2 separate regions of the Homo sapiens genome follow, and region 1 is linked to region 2. Evidence: chromatin contacts called from ENCODE Hi-C or POLR2A ChIA-PET data. All regions are on one chromosome and are shown on one strand. Each heading gives the region's core, a stretch centred on a gene start or an enhancer-like site at or near the end of the contact. The rest is flanking DNA. Distances are from core to core; before and after follow the strand shown.

Region 1 (5,057 bases), core at 1,594-4,093, 53 kb after region 2:
GGTCACTTCATTTCTGTCCCAGCAGTTGAGACTGAGAATGGGAAATTCCCTATGTTACAATCCACTCTTAGGGTGGCTGTGCACACAGTGGAATCTAATGTCTACTGACAGACTGCCTTTGGAGGTTACAAACATCAGTCTATTGCATTCTCTGTAAACACAGGCTGTGGGCCAGAGCTGGGCTCTGCTACAAGCTCTGTGAGGCAGATCAATGGTTTAATGAATCCATAAAGATGCTTGAACTCTGCTGCAATTTACTGAGCACTCTAGTTAAATGAAACTCCTGTAGTCTTTAACAAAGATAGTGATAATCGATGGCTGGGGATGGAAGTCCATGTCCAGCAGTCACAACCTCCCAGAAGTTGTGTTGTCTCATTGCTAACAGAGGTTTAGTCACATTCAGTTTCTGAGGCTCACTGTGTCTATGTTGATATTTGCTCAATGTTTGAGAGCTGAATTTGGCCCAGAAATGACATAATCTTAGTAATGTTGCTTCTGTGAGGACTATTTTTAAACTATGGAATATTATTTAAAATAAATTTCTTTAAAGTGACAAGATTAAGCTCAAGAATTATATTTGTTCTAACAGGTAGTGTCTTTGTAAGTCATCCCCATGATGAAAAGTAAATAGCGGAATAAAATCCATTCCTGATTAAGTCCTCAAAATGTCAAATTGCATAGTGTTGGAGAGCCCTGATTAATTTTTCCATGGTAAAATATTCCTCATTAGTTTGCTGTGGTTGAGGGTTAACCACTCCTATTATAAATTCAGACATTAATGTATTTTCTGCTTAATTCATCTTCGAATAGAGGAAAATATAGTTAGTAGATATGAATTTTGTACTTCCAAATGTGCTTTGGAAACATTATACTGATTTATGAGAGAGCTTTGGAGGCATGTAGGATAATTCCTTCATAAATATGTTGAAATGTATTTAAAGGTATTTAACCACCTTTGATCGTAGAAAAACAAGTGCCTTGACTTTGAAATGATTATTTTTCCATCGAAATAGTAGAAGTTATGACGTAATTCAAAGATTTTGCATCTGATTTTTGTCACAGAAACTTAAACTTTCTTAATGTTTAACTTTCTTGATTAGCTAATTAGCATTAATTAATCCCACTCCCACTCCAATAACTATATTTTGGAGGCTCAATGGGTAATAGGAATTTTGAGATATTATGACTGCAAATTTTCACTGGCCTTTTGCCAGACATTCCATGGTAAAGCAGTGATTTTTATGTGGATCTCATAAATGATATGTTATCTTATAATCTGTTTTGATAGAATGATTTCATATCATTTAAAATATGGTGAGCATTTTTATGACTGCACATCTAAATCTTTGTTATAAGGAGAATCTTTGAAGGATGTGACACTTTCTGTGATAAACTGTAGGATTGTATGTTTCATAAGTGGAGCAATATAAATTGATAACAAAGAAAAAGGGGAATTTGCCCGACAGGAGATAAGTACCTCCCTACAGCTTTTTGTTTTTAGCCACACTTAAAAAAAAAACTTGTTATTTAATCATCCATTCATTCTTTAAAAAATAAAATAAAAAGATATATTGAGCCTGTATACGGCACTAAGCATGTTTTAGTCTTGGTGGGTAGACTTTTGAACAAGAGAAAAAGTCCCTGTCTTAAAGGGACTTACACTCTAGCGGGGGAGATAGATGATATATACAGGCTTAAACATATCTTTGTAATATGATTTCAGGTAGGAAAAAGTGCTATAATAAAAAGCAGAGTGAGGGAGAGGGCTAGTGAAGGGCTGCTGTTTCATATCTGAGGATCACAGGAGTTATTTTTGAGGAGGTGACGTGTGCTGGGGACAGAAGGAAGTGACGGAGCTAGTTGTGTGTGAGGAGCTGGCAGCAGAGTGTCCTGTGGAGAAGGGGGAGTAAGTGAGAAACAGAGGTCCTCAGGCAGGAACAGTCTTGGCATTTTTGAACAGCAGCAAGAAGTACAGATGTCTGGAGCGGAATGATCAAGGTGGTGAGAAGCCAAATGACGTAGGCTGGAGAGGCAGTAGTTTGGAGTTCATTCTAAGTGTGATGGCAGCTATTGGAAGCTGTTGAGCAGGATGGGTGATATGATCTGATTTTTGTTGTTGATTGGGCCTCTGTGACGGAAGTAACACATTCAGGATCCCGTATGCAAGGGGGATTTGAAGAGTAAGAAAGGCAACAGCATTCACATCAAAGTTGGGTGTGTCTGGCAATAGAAAACTAAAAATATCTTATTCACTGAATTATTCATTAGTAGTTATGAAACATTTCCCAGTAGCAAAAGTGTATTGAACCAATTTAGTTTTTTGTGTGTGTGGTTTTGTTTTTTTGTGTGTTTTGTTTTTTTTTTGGGCAAGGTGTGGGAGGAAAGGCACCAGGGAGGGATGCTGTTGGGTAAGTGTTCTGACACAGCGATTTTCTTTCTGTAGGGCAGGTGGGGCTTGTCCCCAACCCGGTAGAGAGGTTAGGGCCTCAGAAGGCAAGCTCCATACAGAATCTAACTCTTGCTCTGAGAGACCTACAGCATCCACGGGCCTTCTCAAGCTCTAGCCTTAGAGGTAGCATTATGGTAAAGAGATGGTAATCTTGAAGGGACCATCTTTGGGTAAAGGGATTATTTTGATGTCAGCTTTATTCTGAGAGTAGGTATAGTCTGGTGATTACTTGTAGGGTGTGTCAGGATTTTTAATACAAGTAACAGAAGACCTCAACAATAAAAGATATCATTTGGAGTTATAAAGTCCCAAGCTAGTATGTACTTTGGGGCAGGTTGATTCAGCAGCACAGTGGTCTTATCACAGTCCCGTTTCTTTCCATCTCTGTATTCTTCCATGTAGAGTGTTGGCCACATTTCATGGCAAGCTCCCCAGTGGTCATGGGACAGCTGCTAGCAGCAATCAGGGCTACACACTTTCTTGTTGACATCCTCTGGAATGAGTCTCTGGCCTAGCATTCCAAAAAAAGAGTCTTGAAATTCATACTCATTGTCTATGCTTACATTACATGCTCATACCTGAATTGGGAGGGTGGGCTATGACGAGAGAGAGCAATGGAATGTCTAGCATGAGCCAATCAGGGCTTCCCTCTGAAATTCAGGTTGAGCTCATTTTCCTCTGAAGCCCATGGGCAGCATGGGGAGGGGTAGCTACCAGAATGAAAGTCAGGGAACTGTTAGGGAGGGGACCAGAGTGATGGCTGATGGGAGATGCAAGCAAATGCCCTCTAGAGAGAAAGAGAGATGATCTCCTGAGGTTAATTCATGAGGCTGAATTCTTTACACGATGGATGTGTCATGCCTGTCTACCCTTGACATGTGGGAGAAATAATCCAAAGTGGATTGAAAGATAAAAATGTGGTTAGCCGTCATCATAGGGTCCTTAGATGAACCACCTCTTCTACCCAGCACCAGCTGTTTTGAGAAACCTGATTATTAGAACATTGGCTCTAGTATCAGGACTGATGTGATCACTATTTCCACTCTTTTCAGACTTTAGAACATGAGATTGCACAGAACTAAAACAAAGGGATTGTGGTTAGCTGTTATTCCCATTTATAAATAGGAACAGTGGTGCCATTACAGCAGCAGATAGCTCAGAATATAGTTTCCTCAGTGTAAGTGGCCTAGGAGAGGCTGGCCAAGGACTGTATTGGATGTGGGGAGCTAGATGCTTTGGAGTAGAAGTCTGATGGGATGAGGCTGCTGTTACCCATCAAGAGTTAACTCGTCCACACATTGAAGCTACTATCTTTGTGGCTGAAAACTGTGTCTGCTAAACAGAAGGAAAAGAGAAGTGTTCAGAAGAATTGTGACACAGTCTGAGGCTAAATGCTTCAAGTTCAGGTGGCCAAAGGAGTAGAAGTCTTGAAGACTGCAGCTTTCACCATTATTAATTAATCTATTTATTTATGCATTCAACAAATATTTGTTGAACAGTAACTATGGGAGTTGCCGTGGCCAACAAAACCTGGTCCTTGCTCTCATGAAGCTTATAGTCCATTGAGGGACAGATGTTTATTTAAATAATAACGCAAATGTGAAGTCGTCACTGTGGCAAGTGCCATGATAGTATTGGGCACAGTCCCATGAGAACCTTTATCAGGGTGAGTTGACTTGTCAGAAGATCTTGAAGCTTCCCTGAGTAAGTGGGGCTAGCACTCAAATCTGAAGGATAAAGAGGTGTTAAGTAAGGAAAGAGAGAAGGAAGAGCTTATTGGGCTGAGGACACCACAGTGTGATTTCTAATTTTGGCATTGATATGCGCTTTCTTTGCTAATTTCATGTTCTTTATGAAGGAATGGCGCTTTACCCACAAACAAGAGAACAATTGAACAAACAAATATTCCCTGGAATGATAACCCCATTTATCCATTTGTTTGCAAATTCATTCATTCATTCATTCATTCATTCTACCAATCCTTGGGGATTAGTTGCTTGCCTGCTGGCCTCTGCCTGCTCTGACTTTTCGATCAGCTTCATGGACTATAGAGTTAGCACATTAATACTAAATCATTTCGGAGAGTATGCAGCTTGTAACTCTTGAAGGTAGAAGCATTTTATAAATACATCATAATACTGTAATAATCACAATGATAACTGTAAGAGCTTAAGTGTTCTTAACTATCAAATGTACTAGAAAAGCAACAATGACAGCAGAGAAAAGATTGGGCAAAAATGCACTGATTTGAGAGAGGAGAATAGTGTAATTACTGTCTGATGAATGTGGTTGAAAGATAAATGAGATAAGTCACTTTTTGCGGGGAAGAGCCACAGAAAGGGCAGATACTCACCCTCATCCCCACTAGGTGTGGTGAAGAGATATAGTTTTGTTATATATAGAGAGAACTATATAGTTACGTTAACGTTAATACAAGGGCAGACAGAAACTTTGGGTAATGATGAATTCCAGGACAGAGAACTGCTGATTGACACTCAGGTCCCTAGGCAAGACAATCGTGATAAAACGGAAAGAGAACAGCATGTTTGCTGGCACGGCAACAGAGGGTGATTCTTGTGGTGCAATGGTGTGGCGGGAAGGAAGGGAT
Region 2 (5,340 bases), core at 2,419-4,918:
CCTCAGCCTCCCAAAGTGCTGGGATTACAGGCCTGAGCCACCGCACCTGGCCAATAGCCTTTATCTTAATAGCTTATATAAGCCTTAGTTTCCTCATCTGTGAAATGGGGGTATAATAGTAGAAACAGCCTCATAGAGTTTTGTGATTATTAAATGAAGATAATTACTACAATGTGTTCAGCATAGTAATTATTTCACATATTTTAATCCCCATATTTGGTTAAATCACAGAGCTTTTCAAGATAAACATTAATTTCAAACAATAATACAGGAAAACTTTTTAACTTTGTTATTATATCATACTAATCAATCAGCTAGTGTTTATTAATTCCTCACCAGGCATGAGGACTCGGTCTCTGAGTTAAGTGTTCTTGGAGACAACAAAGAAACAAATGGGGAGGTTGGAGGCCTGAGGCAGACCACCCTGGGGTCTTCCCATCCTCTGTGTTTTCTAGGTGAATCAGGGTAGAATGATCATCAAGACTAGCCTTGAAGGGTAAAAGAAGTCACAAAATTGTACCTGAGGAATGTATGAAAGATCAGTCCTGTACCCATCTTGATGACTAGCAGGGGTAGTAGAGGGAAAATTGAGGATTAATTGCATGTCTGGAGCCTTGGGTGATATGTGTGGGTATAGAGAGAGAAAGCAAGCACGCAGGAGAGTGCTAGTGGTTGGGGAGCAAAAGGATACGTCATTGGAGCAGGAGTGGGGCTCCTCTGAAATGCGTATAATGTGTTGTTCCTACCTGTGTAGTTATACTCTTATGGATTATGAAGTTATTCAGGGAACATTATTTAACTCATGGTATATCTAAATTCATAAAGCATCATCTGTTGTTATAATTGTTTTCGTCTACAGTAGATATGAAGAAACCTAGGGTCATTAAAAGGTGTAACAATCATCATTACTTCTGAAGTTCATTCTAGACTAAAAGTTTTCCTCAGATATACTTTATGAGCCTTCTTTCTGTCACCAAAGATGTGCATTGTGGATTTCAATACAATGTTCTCACCTCAGTTTTCTGAAGGACATATGTTTGTGAAGGAACAGGTGGCTGTTTAATATCATTATTTTTATTAAATGCCTGAACCATCACAGAATAAGTAATTTTCTTTAAAGAAGTATAGCTGCCTCTAAATATAACTCTGGGCTACAGTTCACCTTTTCTGTTTATTTTATTCTTAACTTGTGAAACTGTATCTTAGGACTTGGGGTATATAACTTGCTATTTGATATCAGCTGCTCAACAGTGAATCAGTTGTAATGCTTCTGGCACCAAAGGAAACAGAGGGGACTTAAATATGTTTACAGAAGACAAAAAGCTGCTTTTTGCGTACAGTTTACAACATATGTTTCCACAGTTTTAGAATATTAAAAAGCCCCCCAAAAAGTTTTCTCACTATTTCCCTCATTAAAGACTAACAGGATCAAACAGAGAAAACAACTCTCCAACCCACATATTATTTATCAGATGTTTTGGATGAAATTCAATTTAAAAAACCAAAAGTCTCTCTCTTCCTCTCCCTCTCCCAGCAACAGCATTAGGGAGATACTCCCCACCGCAAAATACACCCACTCACCCACTGGCGAATGTTGCACTATCATTCCAGGAGTGGGGGGAGGTTGCTGCGACAGCTTTAGGCTCCTCTCCGCGTTATTGGGTCGTCGTAGGTGCGCTGTGGGCTGCTGCGGGCTCTGAGACCCGGCCACAGGACTCGCGGCTCACGACCTGAGTGTACCTAGATAGGTTCTCAGAGGCTACTGGGAAAATCGCAAATACAGGACGCCTGTACTGCAAAGCTCCCCTAAAACCTCATCAGTCTTCCTCTCTTGACTCTTGGGCGTCCCAGGAATTTTAACTTTTCCTCGGCGTAAGTGTTTCTCGCGCGGACCCCTTGCAGGCGCAAAGCCTGGCTCGCTCTGGCCTCCTGGCTTGCCCAGGATCTAGGCAGCCACGGGGAGCAGGGTGCAGCTTCCCCTCGCCTCCCCGGGACGGGGAAGAGAAGAAATCAGGAGGGAGGAGGTACTCAGCCCTCCTGGGTGCACTCCCAGATGTTTTTAAGTTGGCGTTTATTAAAAACAAAATGATGCTAAAATGCAAAATAGGCAACGTGGAGGTACTCAGCTCTCCTGCGTACACGCCCATGTATCTCTAATGTGACATTTAAGAAACAAAACAATGCTAAAATGCAAATTAGGCGATGTAATACCCAGAATGAGCCTCGTTTGACAGGCCAAACTGAGATTTAATGGAAAGCTTACTCATATCCCCACACGGAATTCATTCTTTTAGGAACTTAAAAAAATTGTGTAATTTTAAGTTCCACCACTGTCATAACGAACACTCCACAGTAACATGCAGTGGAACAATGGACACCCCCATATCGCATTGTGTCAGGTAATTATGAAGTGTCGAGGCGCGGGAAGGAGAAGCCGGGAACGTCAATGTGTCCTCTGCAACGTGTGGGAGCGCTCAGAGCCGCGCGTATCACAGAAACATCATCCAGTCGTCACCCCCAATGCCTCAACCCAGGGACAGGGACAGACTCAATCAGACCTCGGCCCCAGGCGTGGCAGGAGAGGGCCAAAGAGGGGACTTGTGAGCGCAGAGGGAGCGAGCACCGCTCCATGGAGGGCAGGCGCTAGCTGGGAAGTCGGGAGGAGAAAGTGCAACCAGGCGGGGAGGGGAGGATCCCACCGGGGCGTGGCGAGGGCGTTCGGGGTCCGGGTGAGCGGGACCCTACGCGGGACCGTGCGCTCCCAGAAGCTCCCACTCAGCCCAACCTTTTGGGCGAAACCCAGGACACCCAGATAAGGGTGCAGGCGGGGTCACGCGTAAAGCTGTTACTTTGAAGCAGGGCATAAGTGAGAGAGAGATAAAGAGAGAAGGAACAAGGGGAAAAAGAAATGAAGGGGCTGAAGGCCGAGATGTCCTACTTCTAAGTAGTTCTTTGAGAGGCAAAAGCTTCATTGCCATTGCAGTCCGAGGCAGCGCCGCGTGGAGGACCGGCCGGGCGGGGCGCGGGGACCTCTCCAAGGGGTCTCCAGCCTCCGCGCACTCTGCGGTGGCCCCCGGAGGGGGAAACTATTCTGGCAGCTCAGTGGGGGGAAGCTCGTCCGGGCTGTGGTTTCCTTTCCCCGAGACCCCAGCGTTGCACCCCCGAGGCGGCAGGCTCAGTCAACCCTCCCCGGGGGACGGCGGCCCTCTAGCCAGGCGACCTCAGGTCTCGCGACCTCCCGCCGCCCAACCTTCTCCTTTCACCCCCATTCATTTTTCCTCAGCGGCTCCTAGGACGGGCTCAAAAACCAACTCCACACGCAACCCAGCCCACCTCGCGGAGCTGAGAAGCAGGGCTGGGTTCCGAGCGGGCGCCGGCGCCCCTGGCGTGTGGCGGGGAGGTGGCGGCCGCGGGGGGCGCCGCGAGCCGCCCGTGCCCGCCGCGGATGAACAGGCGGCTGCGAGCAGCCCCCGGAGCCGCGCAGCATCCGCGTATCCAGTGACGGTGGAAGCCACGCCCGCTCGAGAGCCGGGGGGCTGTCCTCGCCCCCCCCACCTTTCCCCTCCCTCCGACCCCCTCCCGGCCGCGCTCCCTCCCCTCCTCCCGCGCCGGCCCCCGGCCCGCCCCCGGCTCGGCTCGCGGGAGGCGCTGGGCGCCGGGGCTGGCGCGCTCTCCCGGGCTCACACACAGCCGCGCACGCACGCCCGGGGCCGCTCTCCGCGCCGGCCCTTGCTCCCCGCGCCCATGCGGACGGACCGAGCGACGGAAGATGGCTGACGACTCCACGGGGCCCCGAGGATGCGGCCCGGCGGCGGCGGCGGCGGGAGCGGCAGCGGCAGCGAGGGCGGCAGGGGCAGCGGCAGCAGCGGCGGCGTTGGCTGCGGCGGCGGCGGCGGCGGCAGCAGGAGCCGGAGCGACGGCGGCGGCATCCCCGAGACTCTCCGCACTATCCTTACCCGTGACAGCCACTGACGTCCTCCGCCGCTAGAAGAGACCCCGCTTCTCGGCGCCTGCCCTCCCCCTCGCGGCTCGGTCCGGCCCCGCCAGCACCGCTACCTCCGCCAGCCTCGCCACCATCAGCACCACCTCCACCGCCGCCGCCGCCGCCACCACCACCGCCGGCGGCGGCAGCAGCCATTTCATCTCCACAGAAACCAGACACAAAAACATGGCAGAAATGGAGAAAGAAGGGAGACCTCCCGAAAATAAACGGAGCAGGAAGCCGGCTCACCCAGTGAAAAGGGAGATCAATGAGGAGATGAAGGTATTTTTTGATCTCGGGGGCCAGGGAGACTGAGCTCTTTCTTGCGCCCGCTCCCCGTGGGCCGTGGTATGGATCTGGGGGGTACCGGGGCGCGCTTGTCAGTTTCTGTAGGATGCCCAGAACGGCTCCGCTCCTCCTCCAGGTGTAAAGCAGAGGCCAACTCGAGGGCTGCATCCCCGAAATTGTTGCCAACCTCAGATTTGATGAGGGGGGACCACATACTATTTAACCTTACGAATCCCAGGTTGGCACGGACGCGTTTCAGGGCGAGGGCACCGGGGACTCGAGCGGCGTTGGGCAGGGGAAGAGGCTTTCCCAGTGGACGGTGCAGTTTCTCCCCCCTTTTTGAGAATCATCCTCAGGGTCCCTCCAAAGTTAGGAGCCTCCTGGCCGGGGCACCCCGGAGAGAGCTCTATTCCACCCCTCTCCCCCAGCTCACCCTCCTGCTCCTCAATCCCGCTTCCCCCCAACCAACCAGCTGCGACGGCGTGAAGAGCCCGTCAGTGCCCGGCGAGCTGCGGCCCGAGAGGCGCGGGTCTGGGCACGGTCCTGACCGCTCTCCTCGCCCGCCCCCGCCCGCACCTCACCACTGGCAGCCTCCGCCTCCCGCTCGCCTCTGCCTGCCTCACTTCCCAGCCAAGCAGACCCCGGCCAGCCCCGCTGGAGGACAGCTGTCTGAGGGGCGGCCTTTGCAGGGCGCCTGTCCATTGTTCGCTAAGGCCGGCCCGGAGTCCTCTCGGCGAGGCTGGGCTCCCCGCCAGGCCAGCGGTGCACCAGAGGTGGAGAGCGCAGCAGCCTGGCGCTCCAGCTGTTCGCGTTAGAGCAATTGCACAAGAGCACCGCTCAGCTCTGGACCCCCTCGTTGCCCCCCACCTCCTTATTTTCCATGAAGTTGCGGCTTTTGCCTGGGCGAGGGTTTTATTCTGTGTTGATTTCACGAGTCTCTATTGATATAAAACAATTTATTTATTTTTCTGCGAGCCATCAAAAAGTAGCAGGTTTGCATTTTGCGGTCTTCTTGGTGTTCCCCATCTTCTGCATGAAATCCTTAATACTACCAGGTGGCTTAATACTAC

What was found. A loop is a pair of places that touch in the nucleus more often than their neighbours do. ChIA-PET counts read pairs that join two places held with the same protein, here RNA polymerase II (POLR2A). Pooled maps may share reads with other maps.
Region 1: a map of heart left ventricle shows a loop between it and region 2 (3-fold over the local background). The contact joins the enhancer-like site here to the promoter of SOBP in region 2. A Hi-C loop is called at or near these places in 32 of 168 maps with a recorded cell type or tissue (Caco-2, HepG2, OCI-LY7 and 14 more) and 21 of 50 pooled maps. POLR2A ChIA-PET finds 5 or more read pairs at or near these places in 7 of 52 experiments (AG04450, HEK293, HepG2 and 4 more).

The regions. Positions count from the first base shown.
Region 1 is chr6:107,540,413-107,545,469 of GRCh38, forward strand. The region is part of intron 4 of SOBP (sine oculis binding protein homolog); the gene reads left to right. Among named protein-coding and RNA genes, the nearest start is that of SOBP, 53 kb to the left of the region's middle. Within about 2 kb of position 2,844, at least 5 of the 41 ENCODE cell types and tissues checked have a DNase peak (open chromatin) inside an H3K27ac peak, as active enhancers do; they include gastrocnemius medialis, heart left ventricle, heart right ventricle and 1 more, where a contact is called at or near this core.
Region 2 is chr6:107,486,449-107,491,788 of GRCh38, forward strand. SOBP (sine oculis binding protein homolog) reads left to right here and starts at 3,669. Exons shown (of 7, transcript NM_018013.4): 1 at 3,669-4,264. The coding sequence starts at 4,169. RefSeq lists silencers at 3,899-3,948, 3,989-4,048.